Regions from separate parts of the Mus musculus genome. Here region 1 is linked to region 2. A link is a loop called in an ENCODE intact Hi-C map of the cell type or tissue named here. Cell type or tissue: left cerebral cortex. All regions are shown on one strand. Links, peaks and the distances in the headings refer to the core of each region. The heading gives the core; the rest is flanking DNA.

What was found. Hi-C counts contacts between places; a loop is a spot of excess contacts. Peaks named below come from ENCODE experiments on the same cell type or tissue, not always from the same donor. Only the 100,000 strongest peaks of a DNase experiment are listed, where the experiment ranks them.
Region 1: a loop joins it to region 2, with 9 times the contacts of the local background. A loop is called at or near these places in 28 of 42 quality-filtered maps.

Annotation. Positions count from the first base shown.
Region 1 is chr7:62,222,503-62,238,262 of GRCm38, forward strand. No RefSeq gene overlaps it. Among named protein-coding and RNA genes, the nearest start is that of Gm42395, 80 kb to the right of the region's middle. In left cerebral cortex, for the core only: no CTCF peak of the experiment used is centred there; DNase peaks (open chromatin) are centred at 8,803 and 8,912.
Region 2 is chr7:62,369,477-62,385,236 of GRCm38, forward strand. Magel2 (melanoma antigen, family L, 2) reads left to right here and starts at 7,503. Exons shown (of 1, transcript NM_013779.2): 1 at 7,503-12,164. The coding sequence starts at 7,874. The coding sequence ends at 11,728. All of the region lies in intron 1 of Gm32061 (predicted gene, 32061), which reads right to left. In left cerebral cortex, for the core only: CTCF peaks have their summits at 6,375 (motif pointing left) and 7,661; DNase peaks (open chromatin) are centred at 6,366 and 7,651; H3K4me3 peaks cover 881 bases.

The DNA.
Region 1 (15,760 bases), core at 7,363-9,862, 150 kb before region 2:
ATGAATGTAGATAGTAAGAAGAATTTAAAATCAGACAAAAGTGAAGTATAAGAAGAAAGACATGTGATATCACTGAGGTCTCATGCTTAAAATTGAGTGACATCATATGTATTAGTAAAAGTGACCTCTCATGTTATCGTTACTTAGGATTTGTTTTCATTTTGACAATAACAGGGAAACTTCTCATAATCTCTAATATAGTGACTGATAAGTATGCAACATAGTCGCTCACTGAGAACTTGGGACATCAGATGAAGTCTCTCAAAGTAAACCAGGCAACCCTAAAACTCAATATCGTCCTACCTCAGGCTAATGAGTCCTGGAAGTATAGCTGCAAGCCACCATGCCAATCTTACTTGTCAGAATTTGATCAAAAAGTTTTTATTGAATAATGTATACTAGAGCAAGTAATTGTTAGCATATGTGATTCAATAACAGGTGATTCTAATCCTCTGTGCCAAACTCAACATTTAATTGAGACATGCCTAAATAACACAGATGTATTTAAAAACTTGGTCATCCCTGAAGGTGTATAATATAAAAGATTATATATAATATATAACCTTTATAATATGTGTGTGTGTGTGTGTGTGTGTGTGTGTGTGTGTGTGTGTGTGTGTGTAGCCTTTAATGAAAAATAACACAACAAACTTTAAGGAGAGTAGGGTGGAGTATATAGAAGAGTTTGGGAGAAAAAGCAAGAGAATAGTGTTGTAATTATATCATAATCTCAAAAAGAAATACATAGTAAAAGAAAACTTAAGGAACCCCTGCAATCTATGCAATCTAACAAGATCTATGGTGCACACCTCCTGCTTCTGACATCTCACCTTCCAAAGTAAAAGGAATAAGATATCCTTTTTCCTCAGAATAATGTCTATATTTCGATTATGATGGAAAAGACTCCAAGAGGGACGAATTGCTATTTAAAAAAAAAAAAAAACTGAAGTAAGGGTTTAAACTTTCTTGACAATAAGAATTCTAAAAACAAACAGGGAAACAACAAAACCCTAACAGATTAGCTTCTTTTACATGTCAACGCTCACACCACCAGCTCCTTTTCAGTCCTGGAATGTTTCTATCAGTGTTCTTCCTCATACAGAAGTTTTTATTCCTCTGTTGTTACTTTCTGTCCTTACCTCTCTGGTTTACTATGCATTTCCAGTGAATCTTCTAGTCAGCCACCTGCAAACATATATTACCAAAGAAATTAGACAAGCATAGCTAAAAGCACTATGCAGTACCTAAATTGTTGCTAACGTAAAATGACTGAATAATATACTTTGTAAATTACATATGAATACTTAGGATATGAAAATTTATTCTTTTGCCATATACAATAGTGTAAGATACTATTAAAGTAAAATTTAATACTGATTTGGTTCACATGTGCTCATATATAGTAAGATTTGAGGAGTGTCCATCTGTTGACCTAGAAATTAGATTCTAAATTAAGCTGTACACAATAATATGTTTGTAGTGCAAATAAATGTACAGGTATTTCAGTATGATACCTGCAATCTGCAAATTGAAGCAAAAATAGACACAAACTAAGCCAAATAAAATGAAAAAAAAAAAACGACAAATATATGCTAATCAAATAATGATGTAATTTGGTAACAATATCCCTGCATGTTTGTAAAGTATATTTCTAAATATTATAAAAAATCTATTGCTTGTTAATATCTAAATATACATAGTAAACAACTCTAGGATAATAGCAAAGTAAGAATAAGCTTTCTGCAAAGCAATGGAAAAGATGGTAAAAGAATATAGTCTTTTGTCATCACTTAATGTTCTTGAGCCTTTCAAGTTATTTGCCTAGTGCATCATTAGTGCTCCTAACTGAGAACTGGGTACACCTCACACATTTGGCTTTTGAATAAAAAAATTTTACCCAATCGAGAGGGGAACTCGTAATGTATGACTGTGCTATGGCACAATATATCTACCTGAAATTAGCTTGATGATCCCTGTATACATCTTTTTGTAACTTAAAACATCAATATTAATACATACACTTACTCTGCAAACATAGGTTGAAAAGACACATGTGATTACGAAATTCAGAATGTAATGATCAGACTGTGACTTTTCATTGTATATTATTTTCTATATAAAATTTGAATTCTATTATTTTTTCAAAAATGCTAAAGCCTACATAGTGAAATGAGTACCTGCATATACTTCTGAACACTTTAAACATAATTCCAGGGCTGTAGATGGACACAAACCCAAAATACCATAAAAGATTTTGATTTCAGTATTTTTCTGATTCCTTTTGTCTTTTCCATTCATTTATTTCTTTAAATTCAGAATGATAAAAATCGGAGTAGCAACTAACTGTTTACAATGTAAAGAAAAGGAAATCAGTCGTGACTTCCTTGGTATAACTAAGATAGTCTTGCTGTTAAGCAAAGCAAAAAAAAAGAAAAAAAAAAGAAAACGAAAATAATTAAGAATTGTAAAAATTTTTAAAGTATGCTGACCAACAGAAGAAAGAAGAGCAGATACTACTACTATATGCACTTTATGTACTTGTGCATGAATATAAAGTTGATAAATAATGAAATGTATATCCGTTTTCTAAGGGGAGAAAAAAGTTTATCTTCTGTATGTTGTGAAGGAATGCAGGGGTAAGAATCTGTGGGAAGTTTCAGGTTCAGCCACAGACTGAAGAAAAACACCTAGGGAACTGGAAGCTAAAACCCCTGTGTGTAGACTTCTAGGCTGTTGCAGAGACCAGCAAATGCTGAACACCTGGCTGCCTAGCTGATGCAGAAGAGCCAGATTAAGATTGGCCCTTGCCAGATGCCTTCCTTGTGCTGTGAACACGTGACTTTCCCACCATTCCCTGCTACTAAGCCGGCTAGGGTCCGGACACTTACCAGCTCACAAGCATTAATGACCAGCCTGGTGCACTGGTACTAAGCAGTCCCCAGGGGCCACTGCAGAGGCCAGATGAGGAGTTCAGGAAGGATCTGCTACACAGTCACTAAATTCACCCCAAATTAACTGAAAACCATCTGTGGAGCACAAAGCACAATGAAGTTTTCATCCTTAAGGAAACATTACGTTTTCACACTTCCTACATATTTATTTTGTTTTATTTCGTTTCGTTTTGTTTTGTTTTGTCTTACAAATAGATCTTGAATTTTCTAAAATTGAAATGTTAAGAAAATAGACTACACAGGTCATAAGAACTTTTACAAAGTTTTTGGAATCAAAAATATATATACATATACATCAATAATGGTAGAATGTTAAAATAAAAATTGTATATTTATTTCCCAAATATTTACCTCCACTTAGTTTTAGCCTATTATGCTTAACCATTAGATTCTTTTAAAATTCTAAACATTAAGTTCTAGTAAACCAATAGTTTAATAGAAAAATATGTAAAATCGTTCTAGCAAAAATATGCAAATGTTATTTTTACCTTAAAACATATTTTAGACACTTCACATTTAATTATTTATCTCATGATGGTCTAGGTTCTTACCAATTTTATTATTAGTGAAGTTTAAAAGAAGTATGAAATTTACAAAAAATACTTAGAGTAATCAAGTATGTACCAGTCCATTGATAAATTAAAAGGCATTTAACTTTTGGATTACCAAATACAGAAATGACACGTGTATATGTATAATTAATATTTAGGGAGTAAAATAAGAAAATGGAAAAATAAAACAAAAACAAACAAAAAACCTCCAAGGTCTCACATCTTGGAGGCAACTCCCATTCCTAATGTTCACTGAATTTATTTTTTACAAAATCAAAGAAAGGTAGTAATGAAATTCATACTTAGTAATTTAGAGATGTGGGTATTTTCAAATATTTGTAAAATAATATCAACTTCCTACCTTTTTATCATACATTATATATGTAATTAATACTGTATGTTTTAAGTTAAAGTAGCATTTGTATATTTTTGAGAGGTAAATTGGTTACATGAAATCAGAAATATTTACAATTTATTAAATTATTGGTAAGTAATTGATAGTGTAAAACTAAAAACAGTTAACCATTTGGAAAATGTTTATATCTTTGTAGTCTTATATACATGTTGACACAATAATCTCACATTACTAATGAATGCTTTTTAAAATGTTAAAACAATTTACCAAAGAGAAAACTAAATAAGGAGCAGGAATAGTAGGCATTTAATGCTAAATAAGTATATTAGACAAGCTGTGCTAGCTTTTACAAGAAGAGTTGCTAATGTTGAAGCCTAAACACTGATTTAATATCATCATTTAATATAGAATTAATGTCATAATGATCTTTTAGGGAATCAACAATTTTATTACTAATGAAGCTTACAAGAATGTAGTTTAAAATAATACTTCTGACTGTATTTTCTGTGAAACAGAAAAAAAATAAATCAAGTATATATTGTTAGTTCACAAATAAATTAAGAGACATTTGTATTTAAGATCACAAAATAAAAAATAAAGCATGTCTACCTAATGATAAGAAAAATACAGCAAGGTTCTACATATCAAACACTGACTATCAAATATAGCTAGCTTTATATATTAGCTATAGAATTGTTCATGACAATTGCTTAGAAATATGTAGACTTAATTGAGTTCAGTCATAAGTAAGGTTTATACTATTATGGTAAAACAAGATGACCAAATTTAAGGAAGACAGGGAACATTTGTCTTACATATCCTTGGTCACAATCCACCGAGAGAACCCAGGACAGGAATTGAAAGAGGGAACTGGAGAGAGAAACTGACACATGGAAGAATAGTGCTTACTTGTTGCTCTCTATGGCTTTCTCAGACTGCTTTGTTATATTTCCTAGGGTCACCAGCCTAGGAGTGGCAACTCTCACAGTGAGCTGGACTCTCCCAACTTGATCAACTGTGAATCAAGAAAATGCTCCATAGACTTGCCTAAAGTCCAACCTGCTGAACACAATTCCTAGTTGAGATGCCCTCTTCCCAGACTGCATCTTTATAGATGGATATAGAAAGTTGAGTACATTGTTAAGGTTTTTTTTTTTAAACATGTTCCTGTTTTAAAAACATGTGCAAGTAAATAGAAAGGAATGCTATATGCCAAACTCTTAACTATTCCTTTGTTTCAGGTTTATTGGCTTTTGTTTCCTGGTCTCTGGTTTACCGTTATCTGTTGTTTTGGAGCCAGGATTTCCGTTACATACCCAATCTGGTGCTGAAATAAAAATTCAAATACCTGAGTCCTTAGAGTCAGTCATATGTCTATAGTTTAGAAATAAATTAATTTATATTAAATCTGCTCCTTACTGGTGTCCATCAGCATTAGTTTCTTGGGCTCTTTCCAGAATCTAATCACTCTTTGTATCTTACTACTGAGAGTCTAGATTCCCAGCCATAAGATTGGGCATAACCCTGTACTTCCACTTCTGGATGGCAGATGGCGATGTTGAATTGCTTTATGGGATTTTTGTACATGTTTTAATATTGTCAGCTCTCACACACTGTAGATTTTAACTAAAACTAAAAACAGAGTTGTCAGGGTTATCAAACCTTCTTCAAGAACAGATTAATGTAAATTCCCCAGGTAGAGTTTAAGGGCTTTATTAACTAGAGGTTCAGTGAAATCACAGTAATACCCAATATGTCCTGGTTGAGAGGTTTTCTGCAGAAGATTCTGCTAGAGACTTACTAAGGCAACAAAATCAGAAACAGAGAATTGGCCTTCTAGAACATTCTCAAGGTGCCATGATAAGTAAATGCAATATGTTACTCTGAATAGGATCCTGGGACACTGTTGTGTGTTTCAAATTGATACTGAAAATAACATATTTTAACTCAATGAATAAAATGAGAGTTGTGTATGAATACTCACAAATCAATGAAAGGCAGGTGATGAAACACTCCTCATTACAGAATGACTACAGCATTGACCTTAGAAGAAATGACAGTGGGGTTAGAAAGTCATGAAATTCTGCCAGTAAAAGAAAGTACATGATAAACAGGTGTGTCTCCAGAAAAATTTAATCAATCCTAGTTTGCCTGAAGTGTGGTTAAAAGAGATGTCTTACTTGAAAGGCACTCTGAAAGATTTTGAGTTAAAACATTCATACCCCTTGTATTTTCAATGTTTTGATGTAAATATGTGGACATTGTTTTTACATGTGAACGAATTCAGAAGAATTGTATATAGGGAAAATAACAGGAAGTGGGGTATAAGGTAAAAATATGACAAATATTTGTAAAGAAAATAATATAAATCCAATATAGCATCTCCTTTATGTTTCAGATTAGATATTAACAAAGTTTAATTTTTGAATAACTTATTATTCATTTCCTCTAGGGGGAAAAAAGGACTGTCTTATCACATATTCACAAAATAAATTTCAATTAATACAAAAATCCTGTGGAAAATAGAGAGGATCATGCTATCAAGAAAAACAAACAAACAAACAAACAAAAAAAAAAACAACTGTGAGACCTGTAATGAACAAAGCCTTGTTGTATAGAATCCATAAAGTATTTCTATAAATACTTCTAAAAATAACAACCCATCCAATTCAGGGAGCATAGAGCAATTTTATGCAATGAAACATTTGTACAAAATAAACACAAATGCTCAAGGAATATGGGAAAAAAAAACCACAATGTACAGGATCCAGGAAAATAAAACATTTGTTTTCAACAGAAAATAACAAACTCAACAAAAAAGTTTAAATTGTGTTTTGTTGTCAAAAGAACAGAAGATCAAATGCTTTTTGTTTCAGTAATTATTGAGTTTTGATACTGTATGTGTTTATAATTACCATCTAGTGCACAAGAATAAAAGTCTAGAAGTGCAGAATCCAAATGCTAAGTGTTCCTTCCCTCACACTCAGCCATGCTCTTGGCTCAAGCAAGACAACAGCCTTTGGGAATCTTCAGAATCCTGACACTGAGGAGTGATCTCTTTTCTAGAACGTGGCACTAGGATATTAAGCCCAGAAGGTTCTCTGGACTCTCATCAGAGTCAACTTAATTTAGAAATCTCAGCACATATCCAGGCTGAGTGCTGTTTGAAGTAAGAAGTTGGGGCAAAGTGAATATCATAGATATTTCATATTCTCTCCTCTCTCTCTCTCTCTCTCTCTCTCTCTCTCTCTCTCTCTCTTTCACACACACACACACACACACACACACACATATGATCATACTTCCCGAAGTGAAACATTTCATAAAAAAGAAGCTATTGTGTCACAGACTTTGGAATGGGATGGAATAAACTGAAAATATAGCAAACGAAAAGTGTTAGAAAAACCCAAGGAAATAAAGAAATTTCAGTTGACTAGAGGTTAGAAAACAAAAATCTGGTAAACATCACCGATAAAGAATTGAAGTACCTATCTATGATGTATGACCCACGGCAAGATGGCTTTCAAGTAAAATGTTGAGTCAGTAGACTTTTTGGTGGTGTTAAGTATCATAAAATACAACAAAATGTAGAGATGAGCTTAGAAACAAACTGTTCAATACATAAACAAGGTTTATGAGAATGAGAGGAAACAAAATGTATGGAAGAACTACTTTTCAGGTACAAGCTAAAACAAACAAACAAAATCCCAGAAATTTGTAATAAAACCTCATTGCTTCTACTGTGGTTTAGAACGAGGAAAACTTACATACTACAGCTTTAAAGTCATCAACATGTGAATAACTTCCACGTTCATTATTTTTTTCACCCCAGTCCAGACTAAAATTAGCACATGCATACAAAATACAGCTAATTTGAAGTCTGACTGAATTTTCACCAATTTATTACACACATTAAAAAGTCAGAATCTGAACTTTGCTTTTTTTTTTTTTTTTTTTTTTTTTTTTTTTTTTTTTTCCTTTGTGACTCTCAGAGTATGGAAAAAGTCAGCTAACTTTCCTGTCCGGTCGGGTGAATTTGAATTTGAAGTTGGCTTTAGGCTGTGAGTATCTTAAGTCAAGGAGTGGACAGTGACAGACTTTCCAAGAATGACTCCCTGTTTTTAAAAGGCTCCTTTTTTATTATTTATTTATTTATTTGCATGTCATATGGAGAGAAGGAAGCACATAGGCTGTTTTATGTTGTATCTGTTAGCAAACAGTCTTTGGAAAGACCAAGTCCTGTGCTAGGCTCAAGGCCATCACATTGCTTTGCTCAAATGACCCATCTCCTGTTCTGGTCAGCCGCAGGAGAGTAGGACCTGAGGGTCAGATTTTGGGAAGCAGTGTTCCTGGGATGCAGTCAGGCCTTTGTTTACTCAACATTCTCTCCTTAGTGTCTATCTGGAGATATAGATCAAAAACACCCCAAGGCTGTTAAAACCAGGGTGGGCCCTCTCAGATTTCTTTTTCTGACTGGAGTGAGCTGAGAATCTGCATTTCTAACAGTGTTGCTCTAATGCAGATGGCTAGCAAGGAGCTGAGGCCCCAGGGGATAGAGTCCTGGGTTGGGGGCAGGCTGAAGGGCATCAGGCTCAAATGCTGAGGTAATCCTTTCTCCCAGGCAGCTCACCTTCAGCTTGTCAACGCACCCAAATTTCCTATGCAGCTGCTCTTTCCAAAATTAGGATGTGTTATTTGACTCGAATTCTACTTTGGTGACCCACACAGCACATTTCCAACATTTCCAAGCCCTAACAAACACTGCAGTCAGAAGCTGTCAGGGGACAGAAGGGCCTCTTCTGTTCCACGCAGCAGCCGCCTGTTGGCGCAGTAACCTGAGCAAAGGAACACTTGTGGCTTGAGAGCTGCAAAGGGAGGGGCTGGAGCAAAGAGCCACAGCCCAACTCCCTCTCTGCCCCCCGCCCCTGTCTAGCCCTAGATCTTTCTAGAAGCTGACAAACTGGCGCAGTCGCACAGTAGACTCTGCAATGCTGTAGTAAGAGTGCGCAGGCGCCAGGAAGCCCCCTCCTCGAGAGAAGGGAGCTGCTGCAGTGTGTTTCCATTGCGCATGTGCCAAGAAATCCCCCTCCCTCTTGAGCAGACCCCTGCACTGCGGTGGAAGGAGTGCGCATGTGCTAGCACCCCCTCCCTTCCTCCAAGTCTGTAAGCTGCTCTGAGCCCATCGCCTCCCTTCTTGTTTTTTTTTCAGGTGATTGACATTAGATAAGGCCCATAACGGGTGGTGAGAGCTTGTAAAATGGTGGCTGTGAGAGGCTGATTCCCTACAGAAATGTAATTGAAATGTTCTCAGTTACTGGGAAAGAACCCAGGTACCTGCCCCTGACCCCAGGATGACAGTTTAAAGCAAGGAAGTAAGCTAACTCTGGGTCAATTAGCCAAGGTCAGATTAGCTCAATTTTCTGAAATCAAGTTTTCAGATCCTTCAGTGACTTCAAGGCGCATTCAGCCTCACGGCCTTGAAATGGCATTTGCAATTGACCTCTGACTTTTCGCTTTCTTAAATCATGAGTTATCAGTATTATCAGTATTTAAACTTTGGACAAACGTACACGATTTAGGCTTTGAGCTTCCACAGAATTGTAATAACTCACTGGTATGGGAAATCAGGAAAGTCATAGAGAGCCTGGTGGAGAAGAAAAGACTTCATTTGTAACCAAGTCTGAAGGTAGAGGACAGGCAAGGAGAACAGCCGCCCTGCTTACTGAACTCTAGCCTTACATACAAATGCCTGCACAGTTTTTCCCTTGATAATTTTCCCCTCTGCTCGGGCTAATAACCACATTTTCCCAGTAGACTCAAGTTTAAACATTCTGGTTTCAATCTGGCTGTGATCCAAGCCACACCTTCAGTATCCTGCCCCAGAGTCCTGCTAAACAAGGCTTCTCTGAACAGCACGGATCTGGGAGTACAGCAAAGCACTTGTTTCTCACCTTATTTTAATACTTACTGAGGCTCAACACTGTTACTGGAACATTACATAGAGCTACTATAGATTTTTCTTTCACACCTCTGTCGGGAACTCACATAACCCCACAGCTCCGTCAAAGTAAAAAAGGCACCAAGTAAGAACCCGGCCCATAGGTGAAACCTGACCTGAATCCATCACACCCACTTCGAGCATCTGAAATAACCCCTTAACACGATTTCCTGCCTATACCCCAGTGTCTCCCCACACCCATACAATCCTCACAGCAGAATGAGTCACACTGAAGTCAATCCCCTTTCAAAACGCTACCCCGAGTGGAAGCCCGAAAAATCATACTTTACACTGTGTGCATCACCCTCTGACTCGAGCTGCTTCGCAGCCACAGAGACCCTGTTCTCAGTTACCGAATACTCGGGAGTGTTTTGTCTGCTGCCTAGGAAGATCCATCTTCCACTTATATTGATTGACTCAGCTCTTGTAAATTTTTTATCAAAATTCAAGTCAAACATGTCTTATCCAGATTCCCTTGATTATCCTTGAAGCCTCTGACATCTGGCGCACTCAACCTTGCCTCTGTGTGCTTTGATTTTTTTGGTCTGCTTTATGTATCGCTTTTTATTCACTGTATTAATAAACATAACATGCAAATCTGGTGAGAGCCTGATTAAAATCTACAAGGAAGCAGGTACCTTTATTTTACACACCAACATGCCCCAAGCTTGTAAAACAGGATCATATAATCATCAGAGTTTTAAGAGATTTTTGTTAGGTAAATAGATAAGTAAATAAATAAATAGCAGGATCTTAAAATGAAATGACAGGTTAGGAACTATGAATAGTGTTAGGAAGAATGAAAGGCAAATAACAAAACAAAACAAAACAAAAAGAAAAGGCGAAAAGCAAAACAATTAGTCTCTGAAACAGACTTCTGAAGTGCTTTATTGGCAGACAGCAAGGTGATCACAATGAATCGCTCCATTTGCTTTTGCTTTCTTTGCTCTCCATCACAAAGCTCCCGGGCCCTCACTTCCTTGGAACGCAACGTGGATACACATGGCCATGAAACTTACTTTCCCTGGAAGTGCTTAATTTCACAATCGGCGGCCTCATCATTAATATCTTGGTCTCCATGTGTCTGAATCACACAGGCAAGTCCTCAAATGTTCACCCCTTGCCAGCAACAGAGAGGGTTTCGAGGGATTAGTTGTCCAGATAAAGGAACGAGACTGAGAGGCCTCCGAGTTTCCTTTTTTGAAATCAGAGCAAGTCTATAATAAAGCCATTGTTTTTTGTGATCTCATAGAAACCTCTAAAAGTAAAGACTTTTACAATACATTGCAAAATGTAAAATATCCTATTTTGCTTCTGCACCAGTCTATTTTTTTCCAAAAAGAACTAAAAATTTTGTGATTGTCAGCATCATTTGCAATAGCAGAAACATTAGAAATGTTCTAGTTCTCTATGAATATATGAATGACTACAATACATAGTGCCTATGATCTTAGGTATCACAGACTTTATAACACATACTGTGATTAATAAAGTGGTCTGTGAGATTTTACAAATTGAGAACAATTTTAAATCACAATGTAAAATCAATCTGTGAATTTCCATAGACACATAGGATTGTGTATTTAGAGTCATCATCAGTTCCTTTTGAGAGTCAATTTGAAATAAAGATTTCATCTGGTTAAGCTAGGGGTCACAAAGTATTGGATATTTCACACAGTGGTATATTATTTAAATATTTGTAGTTGGTATGATTTTTTTTAAATACTCTGCTTCACATATCGTCCCCTCGTCTGTTTCCGATGTGCGGGGGCTGTTTTTATCAGCAGCTGCCTATATTGCAGGCACTTTACTCCATCTAGAGACTTCCTGTTCTGGTTGCTAGATGGCACTGTAACATGATTAGAGAAGGCTCCCAACCACCATAAAGGAAATGGGAAGAAAAATCTCTTTGAAACAGCCAACTTGGATTTGCCAGGGGTTCATTCCTCCTCAAGGAAGTGAGGATTTGTTCCTTTGGTTACAAGCAGATGTTTGAGAATTTGGGTGGAGGGGAAAGCAGGAACTCTTGGGAGGCTGAAAACACAGCTGTATTAGAGCGAGTGTCTCGGGACCCTGAAAGCACAATCCGTTATCTGCAATCATTCATACTCCAGATCTCGCACATTCTTAAGAAATGGTCTAAATGGACAGTAGAGCCAAAAACTAGACCTTTCTCTGGGACCTACTATTTTGCAATCTACAGAAATAATATATAAAAGGTCTTGGAAAAGGTTGCTGCATCGGATTTGGGCAAGTGGCTGACATTTGGCATGGGAGAGAGCAGGCGTCATAGCACTGAAAACATTTCCGACGACAAGAGGAATCAATTAGAAAAGTATCCCGTCAAATTTTAATTATCTCCAATTTTACTCTTTTACACAGGGGTCAGAAGATCTGCCACAAGTGAATTGGTGGAGCCAACTGGGGAAACATTAAAAAAAAAAAAACACCTTATTTAGAGAATTTTCATCCCATAAATATAAATGATCACTTTTTAAAAAGCCATTGTGGAGTTAGAGGCAAAAACCTGTAATCCCAGCGTTCATGGGGTTGAAGAAAAAAATTTAAAAGGAGGGATAGGGAGGAACAAGATCTGTATTTAATCTATGTATACATGGAGATTTATCCAAACAAATTCAAATAATTCCCAATTGCATATGGTTGAGATATTAAAAATCATTTCACAACATTTGGTTAACTTCCATTGGGAGAAACTGTAGCTAAAATGCTATCTCATATCATTAAAAAATAAATAAGGCTAGTGATCTGGAACTAGAAAAGGTAGCTTAAAAGAAGTGAAAAAGATAACATATAGGCTTATTGGAAACCTTTGCAAATTTTGTAACTGTATTATAGAAGGAATGTCTATAAATCACTGGAAGAAAAGGCTGCTGAGGTGATGGGGAACTAGGCAAATTATATGAAAAATCAAATCATGGCAACACAAGATCTAAATGTGTGTATTTATGATTTGTATTTCCATGCTCCTAGTCTACAACAGCTTAGTCCCATGGGCATTGCTGCCCTACGGCACTGATAGGCTCTTGCCAGAGGCTAAAGTTCTGGAAACAATTAATGTTAATGGGGAATAAGAAAATCATTTTATTTTCCAAGCATGTAATTATTGGTGTGATCATGAATACATTTTATGTCTTAAAATTACATTAGAAAGCCCCACAGGGAGATTAAAGCAGCCTGAATGGGGGGGGGGTGCTTTGTTACCTTTATCTGCAGGGAGTTGGAAGCAATCACAAATATTTAAGAACATTTGTGTGTTGCATATTTTGAAACAAATAAACTGTTACAGAATTTTCAGAGCGTATGCTCATCTCTATGTGCACTCATACATAACAATGAAGATAAAGGTCCTTAATATTCTGCTTAGTACAAAATAGCTTTTCTGTTGAATATTACCAAATATCACCTCAATGGCTAATAAATAAATATGACTTTAAGGATCATGTATAGTTAACATGATCATCACAAGCCGCTGTCCTGTATAAACACACACACACACACACACACACACACACACACACACACACACACACACAATGCCTAGCATAGGTTTCCAGCTGGACCTATCCATCCATGAAACCCACTCTGGGCTTCTGGCCAAAGAAGGAATAGATTCTAGAATGGTGGTATGTTTTTAGAGTCCCCAAATAAGTCCAGGTTAGCATATGTTCCCTTAGGATCAGGGAAGAGTAAGAAATTGAAGTCAAGAATGTTTCTTTGTGGTTTTTCAGAGAGGGAGGGCATAAAGAGAGGGAGAGGAGAAAAGAGAGAGACAGAAAGAGATTTATATGTCTGTTTCCGTGGGGTTGTATGTTTATGTGTGTGTGATTGTGTATATGTGTATGAGTATGTCAGTTTGTATCTATGAATGTGTGTGTAGTTATGTGTGCATCTATGTGAGTATGTCTGCATTTGTCTGCATATGTGTGTCTTCATGAATACTAGTGTGAGGGTTCCTATGTATATGTGTGTCTTTCTCTGTGTATCAGTCTTTCTCTGTGTCTCTGTATGCAAAATTATGTGTATGCATTTGTGTTTGGATCTGTGGGTATATATGTTCATGTGTGTGTTTGTGTGTGTATGTGTGTGTGTATTTTCTGTGTGTGTGTGTTTTCTGTGTCTGTGTGTGTGCATCTGTGTGTATATACCTGTGTCTTTGGTGTGTGTGTGTGTGTGTGTGTGTGTGTGTGCGTGTGCCTGTTTATAAGATTCTGTCTGTATATCCATGTGTGCATGTGTGAGTCTCAGAATGTGTCTGTGTGTGTCTGTGTTTTCTTGACTGTGTCTCTCTGTGTCTCTATGAGTGTTTGTGAACGTTTGTTCTTTGAATATTTCTGTGTATAAGTATATTTCTATGGGAGTATGTGTATGTAAGTAAATCTTTGTGTCTGTGTGAATGTTTTTGAAGTGTTTGTGCATGCTTCTCTATATGTTTATTTGCGCGGGTACTCGCGCGCACCTGTGTGTGTGTGTGTGTGTGTGTGTGTGTGTGTGTGTGTGTGTATTCTTCCAGGAAAATTCACTTTATCTTCAGAAGAAACCCATGTATAAATAAGGGCAGAAGATAGATCTCTCTTTAGTATTTCACCCATTATCATCTTCTTGCTAGAAGTTTTGTTTTCTTGCTTTTCTGTTTTTTTTTATCTTATTTTATGTTAAATGATGTCAGGATTCCTTATAAACATATCATGTCAATCTTTAGCTTCTTTTCAGCTTCTCATTGCCATCATTGCCAACTTTCATCTACTGAAGTATACCTCTATGCCTACATCAAGAGTCCTCTGGGTCTAATTGAAAACTTCACTAGATTATCTCAGGGCAGGTTCCCATAGGCATACTGAGGCTCATTAGCAGGATCATACTTATGTCTTATATGTGAAAATCAAGAAATTAATTTGCTACTCTCTGTGAACACAGGGGTGAGCAGGAAGCTGGCTACTCAAAACAGAAGACATTTTGTGCCCACCCTACCAGATTGATCAAGGATACAGAAGATTTGTCTACACTATTCTTAGGCAGCTGGGCAGGCTCCACCAGAGTAACCCACTCTCAGCATGGTGTGGTGCTGTTGGAGGGGTGGAAGTCCAAGGGACTAGTGTACTACTTCCTCTATTCTCCTTGACAAATTTTCTTTAAGGAAGCTTGCTGTGATCACTCCTGAAAGAGCTGAGAATGTGCAGAAAACTGGCTCAGAATACCAGGTTTCTTTAGACAGATGCAATAGAGCATCCTAGGTTATATTGGCTTTAGTTTGACAACCGCCCACAGTTGCCCCCATCCCCTAACCCCAAATCCTAATCCTGGCCAACTGGGACCACAGAAGAATTACCAGGTGCAAATATCAGATTTTCTGTTAAATTGCTATGCTCATTCAGTGTTCCAGAATCCTGTCATCTGCCTTAAAATCCTCTTACAAAAAGGCAGCTGACTAGTTTCTATGATTAAAAGGGTATGAGGTAATTCCTTTCCTCTCTGGTCCCATAACCCTTTTGTATTTACTTGGTTAGTATTTTCTCTGGTTACATTGGGAATTTTCTCTACATTAAAACAATTCTACAGCAGGATTGTGGGGTGATTTGAGTAGGCTAGACAAAATGACAGCAACAAGTAATTATGAGTGCTTGAAAAGGCTGCAAATTTGTGTGCATGATTTTGATGGAGCTTAAACTAGTCTTTTTTTCACAGAACGATGAGGAACAAATTAAAAAAACAAAGGAATAACAATAATGAGAAACAAATTAATCATTTTTAGTACACACACACACACACTGGGAGAGAGAAGAGAGATAGAGCAAGAGAGAGAGACAGTAAGAGAGAGCGAGGGAGAGAGAGAGAGACAGAGAGACAGAGGTGTTGTGCTCATGGACAAATACACACCAATTGCCTT
Region 2 (15,760 bases), core at 6,101-8,600:
AAATGTGGAACAGTCTGAGGGTGGACTGGGAGGGGAATAAAATCTGAAGTGTAAGCCGGGCAGTGGTGGCGCACGCCTTTAATCCCAGCACTCGGGAGGCAGAGGCAGGCAGATTTCTGAGTTCGAGGCCAGCCTGGTCTACAAAGTGAGTTCCAGGACAGCCAGGGCTATAAAGAGAAACCCTGTCTCGAAAAACCAAAAACAAAAACAAAAAAAAAAAATCTGAAGTGTAAAAAGAAAAAGAGAAAAAAAAATGGGAAATAGAACTCATCCTAAACCACCAAGACCAGTTAAACCCTCCATTCTACAGGGAGTTTTACTGTGTGCCTCACTCTTTGTCTCTGTGAGTATGTGTTTCTTCACTTTAATGAAGTTTGTTAACTACTGCTGCGTGCTGTTTCTGAGATTTTTCTTCTTAATTCTTTAATTGACAGGGGAAAGAAACCCAGTCGGACCTCCAGACAGTAAAACACTGAGCAAAGGACGTAAATAAACAAAGTATACAATGACCAAGCCCCAGAAAGCCAGGGTGGCCCTTTTACTGTCAAGCAGAGAAGGTTTCAAGCCATAAACACTCCCAAATCTAAGAGGGCATTTCAAACCAATTAAGAGGTCAAATGGAAGGACATAATCATATGCAATGTGGACAACACACCAAACGAGTTAATAGCATATTAAGTATAATAGTCAAAATAAGTAGGAGAAATAAACAAGTTCACACACGTATTTATACATCTCAGAATAAGTAAGCAAGCAACCATAAGAAAAATTTAAAAAGTAAAGTGAAACTATCAGATAAGAACAACCTACTCAGAACTTGTTTAGAATGTTCTCTCACCACAGGAGTCCATTTGAAGCCTAGGCTGGTTTCAAACTATTATTACTATTATTTCAAAGTATATTCAGTGCAGGAAGTTCATATATTTTTTGAATGAGTATGACCAAATTGTACATATTATCTAATTACACTGAAAGATGTGTGATTAAAATTTCTATAAAATGTTGAAGCGTCTGGTAATTAATAAAATTTGAAATATCCCATGAGTCAAAGAAGTCACACAGGAAATTATTAAATAGTTTTGAATTAATTAAAATTTTCTGGATGTTTTAAGGTGGTAACATAATAAGAATTAATGAAAAGTATATTATTTTCAAAAAGCATATTTTAAAGCATAACAAAAAAAGGTGCCAAATGTGGTGGCACAAGTCTTTAATCCTAGAACTCAGAGGACATAGGCAAGTGGATCCCTGTGAGTTGGAGGCCAACCTGACTTACATAGTGAGTTTCAGGATAGCCAGGGATATGTGGAGATACCCTGTCAAAAGGAAACCAAAATCTTCCAAAGTTTCAACTGATGAAATAAAGAACAGAGTTTTTTTCTGGAATCAATGAAAATATATAACCTGATTTGAAAGTAAGCAGCAACATGAAACATTCTAAGAATATATTCTATAGGTGGTCTTTAGACACAAAACATCTTCATCATCTGATCCTAAAATATCACCAGGCAAATAAACATATAAGAAAAGATTTGTGTCTAATCCATGCAAAATACTTTAAAATACAGAACAAAAGAGAAAAAAAAAACAACTAAAATGATCTAAAGAATTTACATGTAGTTCAGAAAATTGTGTAATAGTTTGTGTGCATATATACATATACAAGTGAACACAGGTGTGTGCTTTCATATGGCCATTCACACACTCCCCACACATCATAAGAAAAAACAGATTCATGAAGGAAACTATAAACAGGAAGACAACCGAGGATGCTAGGGCATTGTTATATAAATAGTAGTTTATAACAATCTATGTTATTTACATTGTATGGGATATAAGTCATCAAGAGATTGTCCACATCATGCAGAATATTTAATGTGCTATGTGCAAGCACTTGCTCCAAAGTCACACAAGGAGTGGAGGCATCCGTAGAGTTTCATATCTACTGGGGTAGTTTTGGCCACTGGTTTCCCAAAACGCTAGATTTTGTGACATAAGCCAGGCACAGGAGGAGAAACATCACACATTCTATGATCATGTACTGATGGTCATATGATACTTAGCATTTGTCAAAACCCATAGCATAAAAAATACCAAGAGTTAAACCTGGTACAAGCTATGAAACTTCAGGTTAGAATTCTGTTTCAATACAAGTTCATTGATTGTAACAGATGATGCCTTAGTGGAAGATGTTGACAATGAGAAAGGTTGCATGTTCTTCTGATGTCGGTATCTTTAGAAAAGTTCTTGAGCTGATAACTTACAGAAGAATCTAAAACTATATAACATATTTTAAAAGGCACACTGTGAAGACAGACAAAAAGAAAAATAGAACCCTAAAACTTACCAGGGGTTCTGCAGGAGGAACCAGAAGGAGTTTCCAAGACAGCAAAATATTCTGTCTACTAATGTTCATGCAGTCATTCCTACTTGCGAGACTATATCTGACACCTACACTGTCATTGTGTGAATAGCTGCAAGTGTTCTTTCCCAGACTTGCATGGTATAGAAATATTTCTCAGTTATATAAGATACAATGTCACTATTGAATGAATTGTTATAATGGTGAACACATACAACTTTAATTTTGTCAACACACGTAGAACATATGAGCCCACAGTTTAACTCTTAGATATATACTGGCAAAGAAAGGAAATTGATACACTCAGTGGATATCCAGGTGTGATATCACATGTCTATAAACCTAAAACTCATGAGGCTGAAAGAGGGAAATTGTCATGAAAGGCTAACCTGAGCTTTATCATGCATTTCAGGCCTGCCAGACTGCAGAAAGATCAACTCTCTAGATAAACAACAACTAAAGGAAATGCACACACCTATGTTTATTATCAAATTGTTCTTAACGCCCAGATAATGGAATTAAAGATAGGTCATAGAGAAAAGCTGAAACACTAAAAGTAGCCATGGTATATACACAAAGTGGGATTCAGCCGGGGTTTGTATGACAGACAGACTTATTCGCTACATCATGGATGGAACTGTATGGAATGAATGCCCAAGCACAAAGGAAAAATACTTGTTCTCTGTCCATAACAGAACTTTAAAGTTTATTGTGATAGACCTAGAGAGTATGATAATAGCTGCTTGTGTCACAATGGAGATTGGAAAGGGATAGAAGTGAGATGGCATGTACCAAAATATAGTTAGATAAGGATAACAAGCTTTATTACTGTGCTGTACATTAGGATGTGGGTTAGTTTCAATAATTTGCCACATTTTTATAGAAAACTAGGATGAATTTATTCTATGGTTCTTAATATAACGAAACAACCACTAGTTAAGGAGATAAAATGCTAATTAATCTTAATTGGTAATTACAGATTTTGTAGATGCGTCTAATTATCACACACACACACACACACACACACACACACCTAATAAGTATCTATAATTATTATGACAATTAAAATGTCCTTCAGTATCAGTTTGACAAGAATGTGGCACTCATATTTTCCAATCTGAGTATAGAATTATACAAACACATTTCTACTTTCACTGCAATGCCATCATTAAAATGGAAGGAACTTACAAATTTAAAGTTACAGAATTTGGCAATGATATGAGTATCTGACCTCTCTTTATGTTCTGAGAGTATAAAATGTCCTAACATAACTCTGGAGAGTGACTCAGAATCTTACAAACAAATACCAGACCTTTGACCTCACCCCTCACTCCTAGTAATTTAGCTAAAATAAATGAAAGCATATGTTACCAAGGACAAGGAATGGAACTTACTAATAACATTGAGTTATGACTACCCCAGATGCTAGAATATTATAGTAAATGATTTATGGAGTAGGAAATACAATTCTATCAATTTCAGAGTTAGAAAACAAATTTCTAATAGGTAAATGTTTGCAGTTCACCAAACAACAGAATCTTAAAAATAAATAACATATACCTATTGGTGGCTTTTATAAATGAAAACTGCCTTAGTGAGTAAGTAAATTAAACACAAGGCAGAAGAGAAAATTTTTGCTTTTGAATGTAGAAAAATGGCTACAATGGCAAGTGAGAATTCTCTTTAATGATGAAAATATCCCTCTGAATGTTAAATGATACTCGAAAGAACTAATTAAAATTATCTTAAATCTGTGCATTTTATTGTATGTTAATTACATGTAAATCTTCAGGGTTTGTGCATCCCTGCTTTAGTGACTAAGACTGCTGCCTTTGGCTATCAACTTGCTATATTAAAAAATCTGCATTCTGCTATCTATTGCTAAATCTTAAGCAAGTAAATTAACATTCTGATCCTACACTACTTGTAAACAAAATGAAACCAAATACTTAAAAATATTTTAAACAACAAATAGTATATATAGGAATCTGAGGGCAATATTTTATCAAATAACAATCATTAAGTAAATAATAATTTCCCATCTTAATGAAGACCTTATAATTTTTCTTTCAACTATTTTTATGTCTGGTATCTTGGATATATTTCCTTTTCTTATACAGTTGATCTATTTGAAGAGTATTCAAGAGTCTTTCTTTTGTTGTTGTTGTTTCATTTCACAGATGCATTTATCATAATAGTTACACACTACTTATGTTCCAAACAAAGTGAATACTTGTTTATTTCTGTCAATTATGATCAATACATTTTTCCACAGTAACACTAAAATCATCACATTAGTATCTGTATGGAATGAACAATCAAATCTTGCCTTGAGGTTCTTGTACATAGTTGTATATATAGCACATTTCTAGGCATCTACTGGATGTTTGGCAAAGAATGTATCATAAGCAAGTGATTTTTGAGTTGTGAAAACCACAACTTACTTCCCTCACTTCAGAGTATCTATACAAACTCTACCACCTAAATAGGAGACCGAGGGAGTCAGCTTTGGTGTTGAAATCTTACAGATTCAGTCCACAGCCCCTTACCGACTGGTCTGTGTTCTCAATGTTAACTAGTGTGTCAAAGCAAAGCTCCTGAAAGCTTTAAAATCAAACACTGCTCCTATGATGCAAGGGTAAATCTTCTTTCTTCCATTTTTTCCCACTATTTCCTCACATCTATTATACACTAACTTATGCAACTGAAGGAACAGACAGATGTGAAAATTCCATGAATGTTTTATATTCATTTCCATTGTGTTTTCTATGAATTTTCTTGAATTTTCAAGCTCTTCTTGAGGAAGAGGAATGCGCAACTCATAGTTATTGAGGAAAAGAACTGGACTTGCATAAAAGGCTAATGGGGGACTCTGGAAGCTGAAAGATTTCACAAGGGAAAAAAAAGGAACTCAAATTTGCCGTGCATATGGCTCTCTAGTCTGGAGATGCTTGAATTTTTTATGTTTTAATATGGTCAGTTTACAGAGGGAATCCTACTCTTCTTGGCGCCTGGGTACGACTTGAACCACAGAGCACTAACTGATCAGCATTTACAGATCTGCATTTTGAGGAAGTACCCACTATTACCAGCCCATCTACTACCAACGCATGCTCCATGCTCACGCATTTCTGTTGTTGATACATGTTACCAAGGAGTGGCCACTGTACAGGCTGTGAGATGTTTATCATCTGCTTCTAATTATAACTACGTCTTTCTCTTTGTCACCCTGAACTATTCCTAATCATTACTTTGTGGCTTGTATGTTGTCTGTTGACATAATTAGATGCTCTTTCCATACAGCAGGTTTAGTGGGAGTCAATGTGATATGGCAGAACTATTCATTGATGTCGAAATCAGAGAGAATAACCGTTCCCTAATGAACACCATTTGCCATGTGTGATGGCCTACACTTTGGCAGACTGAAAACCAAATCTGTCACCATTCTAGAAAAGAAATGGTTAGTGGGAAAACTTAATCTGATGTCTTCATTTATGTGAGTTAACATATGAGGAAAACGAGCCTGTTTTCCTCAAACCACCCACAGTTAGAAATGGCCATGTGGCATATCTCATAAAAGAGAGCAAAGGGGTTCTGTGTTTATTCTAGGTTCTTCCCAAAGGATTGTATTCCCCCGATTTCACAATTCTTGTAGAGATCGGGGCTATGAACCTGAGGTGAAGAATAAAACTGAAAATCATGACAACATTGAAGTGTTCATTCTATGGAAAGTCATTTCTGCTTAGAAGGCAACCTTGTTTTGCATGTACATAGAAGTGAGAGATTGTCATGAATCTCTGGTGTAACATGCTTTCAAAGACTGGATGGTCTCTGAAATATGAGCCCCAAATTCTGCCATAATTATTTAACAAACGGTCAGTCATCCTGGGGCATATTTCTTCTTTATGGCCCACCAGTTAAAAACGAACAACAACAACAAAACTATTTAGGAGCATGTGCTGAAGGTATGTTAAGAGTTGGGTACAGCCTTCAACATTCTCTTCTGCCCCCTAGTGGTTTCTTTCCTCACCTTGGACGACTGCCCTAGGCTGCAAACCACTCCTTGTAAAGGAATCATAATGCTAGTTACCGTCTATAAACCACTAAACTTGACCTAAACTGAGATTGCCACTTAATTTTGGGGAGAAAGAATACCAATATGCAGTAATTTTGATGGGTACCTCTTTATTTGTTAACATGGTATATGTCCATTTTTTAGCTGATTTTCCAGAAAACTTTTCTTATACTCTCCATTTTTCTAGAACTAATTTCCAGCACATTGCTTCATTTTTTAATTATTGTTATTTTCAGGATGTCTTTCACACTCTATTGTCTCATCTCACCCACTTTAGAAGTTGATTTTCCCGCGTTTAAACTTCTGCCTCCGTGAATTTCTGTTAATTTACTTCCAAGGTTCCTTTTCTTTCCTCTCTAATTGGCTCGTCTTTTCTCTACCCGATTCTACGATGTAGTCAGTATTCTTCTAGATGAGTTTAGATTTTCCCCCCTCTGAACACACTTTTAAACAATTGTATCCACTACTACTACTATGTTTTGATAAAGAATGGGCAAACTTGATTCTCGGATCCTCGTAATGAATACAGTTATAATAGACCACCTATGTTATCCCTGGGTTGACTGACTCATGTCCTAGCAAATATTCATCAACTCCCCTTACCCTGCATGTGCTTCCTGCCCTTCAGTTACTTGACAGAATAAACTACTCCAGGAAATTCACACACCCGAGACAGATACCTGAATACAGTCATTTTTTTCTACACCTTCGTTAAATTGTAATAGCTGTCTCGAATAGCTCCCCAGTCCCTCTTACGTCAATGTACTTCGTTTCTGAGCTCAGACCACACCACTACCCCCACCTTTGGACATGTTCCATGTTGCTAGTGGTTTATTCCCACTTCATAATGCAGCACAGTGATTTTTTTTGAACCGTAAATCTGTCCCTATCACTTGCCTATATAAACTCTTGCTTAAAGAGTATGAACTAGCTTAGTTGAGGATCTATACCGCAGGAGAAGGGATATTGAGTCAGTCGGGACTTTGGTAGACGCCCCTCTGAACAATCCACTTGTGGTGGTCGGGGGCGGGGAAGGGGCGGGATTGAGCCCCCTCCCCCCTCCTTCTTACTGCGGAGAGCTGCAGAGCCAGCCGACACTCTGTGTGAGCTGCGCTGCGAGCTGTGAGCTGAGAGCTGTGAGCTGCGTGGCGGAGCAAGCCAGGCAGTAGCACTTGGCTGAAAGCTGCGGTGCTAGCCAGGCAGCGCTCGCTGAGAGTTGCGGTGCCAGCCAGGTAGTGCTTGCTGAGAGCTGCTGAGAGAGCCCAGCTGCGCTCGCTGAGAGCTGCGGAGAGAACCGCGGAACACGCCAGTCTGCACCGGCTTCCTATTCAGCCTTCAAGCTGGAGGGGGATCCTGGACAGCCACGTCGGCATGCTCAGCACTGGAAGAAAAAGCGCAGCAACCGGAGACGGGCCACCACCAGTCAAGCAAGGGACATGTCGCAGCTAAGTACGAATCTGGGGGATTCCAGCCCTCCGGAGTCCCCAGTGCCTGCAGTCCATAGCCGCCCTACGGTTCTGATGCGGGCTCCGCCTGCTTCCTCCCGGGCTCCTCCTGTCCCCTGGGATCCACCTCCAGTGGACTTGCAGGCTCCCATGGCTGCTTGGCAGGCTCCTCAACCTGCCTGGGAGGCTCCGGAGGGCCAGCTGCCTGCCCCAGTGGCTCAGCTGGCCCAGCCTCCTGGTCTAGGGGCCCCAATGGTCCAGGCTCCACCGCTCGGAGGGGGGATGGCCAAGCCTCCAACTCCTGGAGTCTTGATGGTCCATCAGCCCCCTCCGGGAGCCCCCATGGCCCAGTCTTCAACTCCGGGAGTCCTGATGCTACATCCTTCTGTCACGGGGGCCCCTTTGGCTCATCCTCCTCCCCCAGGAACCCCGATGACACACCCTCCCGGGACCTCGATGGCGCACCCTCCTCCTCCTCCTCCTCCCCCTCCTCCTCCTCCTCCTCCTGGGACCCCAATGACCCACCCACCTCCTCCTGGGACTCCGATGGGTCACCATCCTCCTCCTGGGAACCCTATGACCCATCCTCCACCGGGGAACCCGATGGTGCATCCTCTCACTCATGGAGCCCCGATGGTCCATGGGGGACCACATGGAACTCCAATGCCGCATGTTCCCATTACGGGGACACCGATAGCCCAGCAGCCAACTCCAGGAGTCCTGATGGCCCAGCAGCTGACACCGGGAGTCCTGATGGTCCAGCCGCCTGCTCCGGGAGCTCCGATGGTCCAGCCACCTCCACAGGCTGCCTTGATGACCCAGCCTGCACCTTCGATTACTCCGATGGCCAAGCCTCCAGGTCCTGGTGTCGTGATGATCCATCCTCCAGGTGCCAGAGGTCCAATCATTCAGACTCCAGTATCAGGAGCACCAATGGCTCAGACAGTGCTGCCCCCTGGGCAGCCTCTGGCCACTTGGGCCCCACAGGGTCAGCCTTTGATCCTACAAATCCAGTCTCAAGTCATAAGGGCTCCTCCACAGGTTCCCTCTGTACCACAAGCCCCCCAGGTACAGCTGGCCACACCCCCAGGCTGGCAAGCCACCACACCCAACTGGCAGGTGACCCCCCAGGGGTGGCCAGCAACGCCTTTGACATGGCAGGCTACACAGGTGACCTGGCAGGCCCCCACAATAGCCTGGCAGGCCACTCAACCTGGGCGCCAAGGGCACTCAACCATTCGTACTGGTCACACACCCATTCGACCTGGACCAGCTCCATTGCTTCGCCAGATACCTCCTATGATCCGTCAGATCCAACCTGTGATGAGGCAAGCCCCACCACTGATCCGACAGGTCCCTATCAGACCAGCTCCACATGGCATAGCAAGCCAGCCTCAGCTGTGGCAGGTCCTGCCACCCCCACCTCCACTGCGGCAGGCTCCACAGGCTCGTCTACTGCTCCCGAGGGTACCAGGAACAGGCCAGGTGTCTACAGTACCACCAGTTGCTCAGATACATTTGGTGCCACAGTCAGGCCCACAGGTGCCCCAGACAGTACTGCCAGCCCAACTGTCTATCCCAATTCCTGTACCCCAGGCTGCTGCTCAGTCTGCTCCCCGGACTGTGCATTGCCCACCCATCATCTGGCAGGCCCCCAAAGGCCAGGCCCCGGTGCCACAGGAGCTCCCAGTGCCACAGGAGCTCCCGGTGCCACAGGAGCTCCCGGTGCCACAAGAGGTCCCGGTTCCACAGGAGATCCCGGTGCCACAGGAGATCCCGGTGCCACAGGAGCTCCCGGTTCCACAGGAGCTCCCGGTGCCACAGGAGCTCCCAGTGCCACAAGAGCTCCCGGTGCCACAGGAGCTCCCAGTGCCACAGGAGCTCCCGGTGCCACAGGAGCTCCCGGTGCCACAGGAGCTCCCGGTGCCATTGGAGTTCCAGGAGGTACAGCAGGCCCAGGCAGTGGGCTGGCGGGCACCCAAGGTACCTCCTCACTTCTGGCAGCCTGTGTCTGCCCAGGAGGCCCAGGAGCAGGCCACTCAGATCGCCCATGTGGAGCAGCAGCAGCCCTTTCAGGGAGCTCCAGCCTCCTCCAAGGCACTGCAAACTCAGCTGCCGACCCACCAGGCCCAAGCCTCTGGCTTGCAGGCAGAACTGCCTTCAGTGCAGCTGCAGCCTTCTTGGCAAGGCCCACTGCCCATGTTGCAGGCCCAGCCTGGAGCCTCTGCCACACTGGCAAACTTTCCCCGGGGCTCCACTCGATCACGTATGGCTCCATCAGGAGAACCTGGCCCCTCTTCTCTAGAACCTCGGGGCCCTCCTAGGGAACGTAGGGCACCTGCAAGGGACAAAAAGGGTCCTCCAAAAGAGCGCATGTTCATTGGTGCCACTTTCTGTGCTCCAAGGGGGGCATCAGCATCCAGGGCATACGTGCCAACTGCCTGGAAAAACTTGCCTGCCACATCAGAGACCTTTCCTGCCACCTCAAGGGTCTTTCCATCTACCTCTCATTTCCAGCCTGCCTCTTCTAATGCCTTTAGAGGTCCATCTGCCGCCTCAGAGAGCCCAAAGTCACTGCCATTTGCTCTGCAGGATCCTTATGCCTGCGTAGAGGCCCTGCCTGCAGTTCCCTGGGTTCCGTATCCAGATGGAAATGCCTCATCAGCATGTAAGTCAGTGCCTGCCATCTTGATGGTGGCAGCAGCTGCCCCCCAGGCAAGTGCCACTGCTGCAGAGGCCTCTAAGTCTTCAGAGCCGCCAAGACGCCCCGGCAAAGCCACCAGGAAGAAGAAGCATCTGGAACCCAAAGAAGACAACTGTGGCCACAGGCTCTCCTCACGTGACTGGCGGGGGCCCCGAACCTGGGGCAATCCCAGTCATTCTGACTGGGAGATTCAGAGGGCTATGCAGCTCCTGGGGGACCGGGAATCCCTCTACACTCCGCAGGGCCTGAATGACTGGGGGTGCCCCAACACTTCTAGGATGCCAAGGAGCTTGGAGGGCCCTAGCACTTCACGGGACCAGGAATTCTGTGGTGACTCGGGTGGGTCTCAGACATGGATGGCTTCTGAGGTCCCAAGCGTCTCTCGGGGATCCAGTGCTGCTCAGGAGGACCCTGATAGGGAGAGTCAGCCCTTATCTCCCTTAGATGAGAGAGCAAACGCTTTGGTGCAGTTTCTCTTGGTCAAAGACCAAGCCAAGGTGCCTGTCCAGCTCTCGGAGATGGTAAATGTTGTCATCCGAGAATACAAAGACGACAGCTTAGACATCATCAACCGTGCCAACACTAAGCTGGAGTGCACCTTTGGTTGTCAACTGAAGGAAGTTGACACCAAAACCCACACTTACATCATCGTCAACAAGATGGCGTACCCTCAGTGTAATTTGCTGGCATCCTATTTAGAGAGGCCAAAGTTCAGCCTCCTGATGGTGGTCTTGAGCCTCATCTTTATGAAAGGCTACTGTATCAGGGAGAATCTGCTCTTTAGTTTTCTGTTCCAGCTAGGGCTGGATGTCCAGGAGACAAGTGGTCTCTTCAGAATTACAAAGAAGCTCATCACCAGTGTGTTTGTGAGACACAGGTACCTAGAGTACAGGCAAATCCCGTTCACTGAGCCTGCAGAATACGAGCTTCTCTGGGGGCCCCGGGCATTCCTCGAAACCAACAGGGTGCACATCTTGAGATTTTTGGCCGCACTCTACGAGAACCAGCCCCAGATCTGGTCATGCCAGTACCTTGACTCACTGGCAGAGTTAGAATACAAGGACGCAAATGCCGCCGCCGAAGAGTCCCATGACAGCGATGATGATGCCCACGACCCCACCAGCAGTCCCCATCCTCACTAATAGACGTTACTAAGATGATTTTTATACTTGTGGGTCCAAAGCCAAAGGCAAAAGACAATGGGGGGTGGGGGACATTGTGCTTTCTGGTGTTTTTTGGTATTGTTCTCTGTGTATAAATTTTACAGCCTGTTTTTATATTTGCCAAAGCTTTTGTACAGTTTTGTGAAATGTTGATTTAAACTGGCTGCTGTATTGTTTTGTATTTTGGTGTCTGTATTTTTTTAAATGAGATCTGTGATTCCCTGTTTGGTGTACTAATTGTAATGTTACAGTATCAGAGTTGTGCTGCCTTGTGTGTGAAAAGAAATGACAGTTTATTTGTCTCGTTTTGTTTATGTAAAATCAGAATGTTTTTGGATGTTAATATGACTCATCGGTAAAATACTGTCTGGAGAAAAGTAAAGATCTATACTATATAAATATACTTTTAGCATAACATAACGTGTCTGTCTTTATTCTAATTTTGAACCAGGGAGGTGGGAGCCACACTTTAACATGCTTTACGCACAAACGCCAATATTACTATCAGTGATAGTAAAACCTGTGGATGCTGACAGCTTCCCAGAAGAGTACTCCATTCATCCTAAAAGTGATGCAGTGATGGTGGGTGGTGAAGCCAGAGATCTCCTTAAAGTGAAAGTAAAACTTCCCAAGTAAGACGCGGCAAGCTAAGAGGGGGTGGGAGTCCCCTCTGATTTAATTTTTACAATAACTGTTCAAGTTAGACATTGTATCTAGCTTGTAGGTGAGGCTATAAGACACAAACAGGTTAATTAAAATACATATATGGTGGCATGCTGGTAAAATTACAATTCCAAGCAGGAAATCTCAATGGTGTTTGGAAAAGGAGGGCACTTTCCCACAGGACCATAAAAATGCAGGTTTAGTAGCCATACCAAACCACCAAAGAGATCCTTCTGTGCTGCATGTAGAACATGTGGAACACATGTGGAACACATCAACACACTAAGGTGATACCAGATACCTGTGCCCTCTAATGTATCAGGATCCTACCAGGAAAAAGAAATCAGGTTTAAGGTGTTAAGCATTCTGCAGATTACAGGTGGCCATTGCAAAGGGAGGGTGAGCCGCTGCAGGGCACTTTCTTGGGAAACTTCTGAAAGAAAGTGGCTAAATACCTACAACCAGCCTTTAGTTACAGGAACCATGGCAAAGGGCTGACCAGCCTGGCTGTTCTATTCAATGAATTCATGTGAATATGAATGTAATTATACATGAAAAGACTGGCTGAAGGTCACAGCTTTTAGACAGGGACATGAGGGTTCTGCTTTTGCCACCTCTTGCTCTGTCTGAATCAAGAAACCCAACCCCATGTCTTCCCATTCTTCCTGAAAAGCAGAGGGCAGGGTCGGCTAGCAGCAATGATAGAACTTTTCTGCCACCTACTGGCCAACTAGCCGTTGCACAGTTATTTCTGAGACCATTGTCTCTCCTGTAAGAGTTTACACCCCTATAATCAGGTGGCTGCACTTTTTGTTTCATGGCCTTACCCATAATTTTACTACTGTCTGTACCCAACAATTTTTTTCTTTTATGTGGTCATTAAGCTAAAACAACTCCCCATGTCCAACCCAAGCCTCATTCAAGGATTACTGTCCTTGGTGCTGCTACACTGCCACTTAGAACAAAGTGATAACGTGTATCCAGCCATTACAGAGTAAACTGTGGATGGCAATTGGCCCCTATACTATAACCTTCACCTACCTGGATATATATGAAGGACCCACTGTATATCCAACCTTTACTAAAGTTTGGAAGATAAGAGGATACTGAAAGCCAGAACCCAATCTTCAATGTTTGGCAAAATAAAATTATGCAATGTCTTGGCTATGAACAGGTGTGATGAGACTATAAAATGGCACAAGAAACTTACAATCTTTATGGCCACTTCAATATTTTTCTAAAAATCTGTTTTGTTTATGTGTGGGTACTACAGAAAATTTTCCATACATTTAAATTTGAAAGCTAGCATCATGTAACTTGGAAGCTATATTTCATGGACAGTGAGTTCCTACATAGTTATAAAACAATATAGTTTAAAAACAAAAGTGTGGACACTATGCCCCTCCTTAGAATTGGGAACAAAACACCCATGGAAGGAGTTACAGAGACAAAGTTTGGAGCTGAGATGAAAGGATGGACCATGTAGAGACTGCCATATCCAGGGATCCACCCCATAATCAGCATCCAAACGCTGACACCATTGCATACACTAGCAAGATTTTATCGAAAGGACCCAGATGTAGCTGTCTCTTGTGAGACTATGCCGGGGCCTAGCAAACACAGAAGTGGATGCTCACAGTCAGCTAATGGATGGATCACAGGGCTCCCAATGGAGGAGCTAGAGAAAGAACCCAAGGAGCTAAAGGGATCTGCAACCCTATAGGTGGAACAACATTATGAACTAACCAGTACCCCGGAGCTCTTGACTCTGGCTGCATATGTATCAAAAGATGGCCTAGTTGGCCATCACTGAAAAGAGAGGCCCATTGGACACGCAAACTTTATATGCCCCAGTACAGGGGAACGCCAGGGCCAAAAAGGGGGAGTGGGTGTGTAGGGGATTGGGGGTGGGTGGGTATGGGGGACTTTTGGTATAGCATTGGAAATGTAAATGAGCTAAATACCTAATAAAAAATGGAAAAAAAACAAAAACAAAAACAACTTACTTTATCACATAGTTGGTATCATAGCTAACGACTGGAAACCTGTATCATGTATATGAGAAGTAACAAAAAGACTTTTTTCATTATGCATGCAAAACTAAATTCTAAACTAAACTAAAAACTCTGCAGAAGAGTTGAACCTCTAACTCCGTGAAAGCAGGAAGCAAATAGTCAAGGCATGTGAAAACACAGTGCAAAAGAAGTGGGGAAAAATCAAAATCCAAATTTTCAAAAGTACTAAAATGTAGATAAATGCTGTAGAAGGTATTTAGCCATACAATGGAGGACAATAAAAATTCCTCTAAATAAATAAATGGGACATATTGGGCACAAAACATACAAACAACAATAGCTGCTGAGCTCTTGTATCCCCCTATATTTCAAAGGTAGGACTATTATATAAGTATTAGCTTCTATTGATTAAGCTGACATAGAAGAAAATAGTCACATAGAACAGAAGATATGAATAAGAGCATAATAAATATTACTACAATATACGCTGAAATCAATTCAACTGATTACATCACTAATAGCTTTAAGCCAACAAGTAATTTACAAAAAAAACCAAAAAAAAAAAACAAAAACAAAAACAAAAAAAGTCATCAAATGGAATAGAAACAATCTGTAGTATAGGTGAATAGTTCCTCACAAGGAGAGTGATGATGGATAAAGAAGACACCGAGTATTTTGCACCCTCAAACAAAAAGGAATAGGCAAGAAGGAATAGAAAGTTGTTACTAAAAGACCTTAGACTTCCTCAGAAATCAAATCACATTTTAGCGCAAGACAGCCAGTTTAGAGAAATAAAAACCTGAGATTACAGACTGAAGAAAGAGTTTATACTCAAATATTTAAAACTAGATGCTACAGTACAATAACCATCTAATGACTGCAGTAGCGACTACTTCTAGAAGCTAAGACTGCTAGTAAAGAGGAATCACCAAGGTAATTTATTCTTTGTGCTTTAATGTATCAGTTAAATAAATTGTAGTCCAGCTAAAGCTTTCTTATGCTGAGAAAGAATTGAAACTTATGTAGAGGATATCAAGTTATACAAAAGTTAATGTCAGAATATTTGTCTAAAGTAGGATCTGTATTTTTCAATAAGTTTATTTGAAATCATTGTTCCTTGGGGCAATATAGAAAAGGACAAGTTATGTGTCAAGGCCATCCATCAGTCAGCTGTTTTAGCAAGTACAGGTTAGAATTCAACACTGTAATCAAAGAAACTTTTGCTTCCTAGATACAAAGGTGGAGCCCTCATGTTCCCAAGCAATACTTACTACATTGCACGTGCAGCTCATGCTGTGTGAGAAGCACCTACAAAGCTTTGCCACTTTCTCAA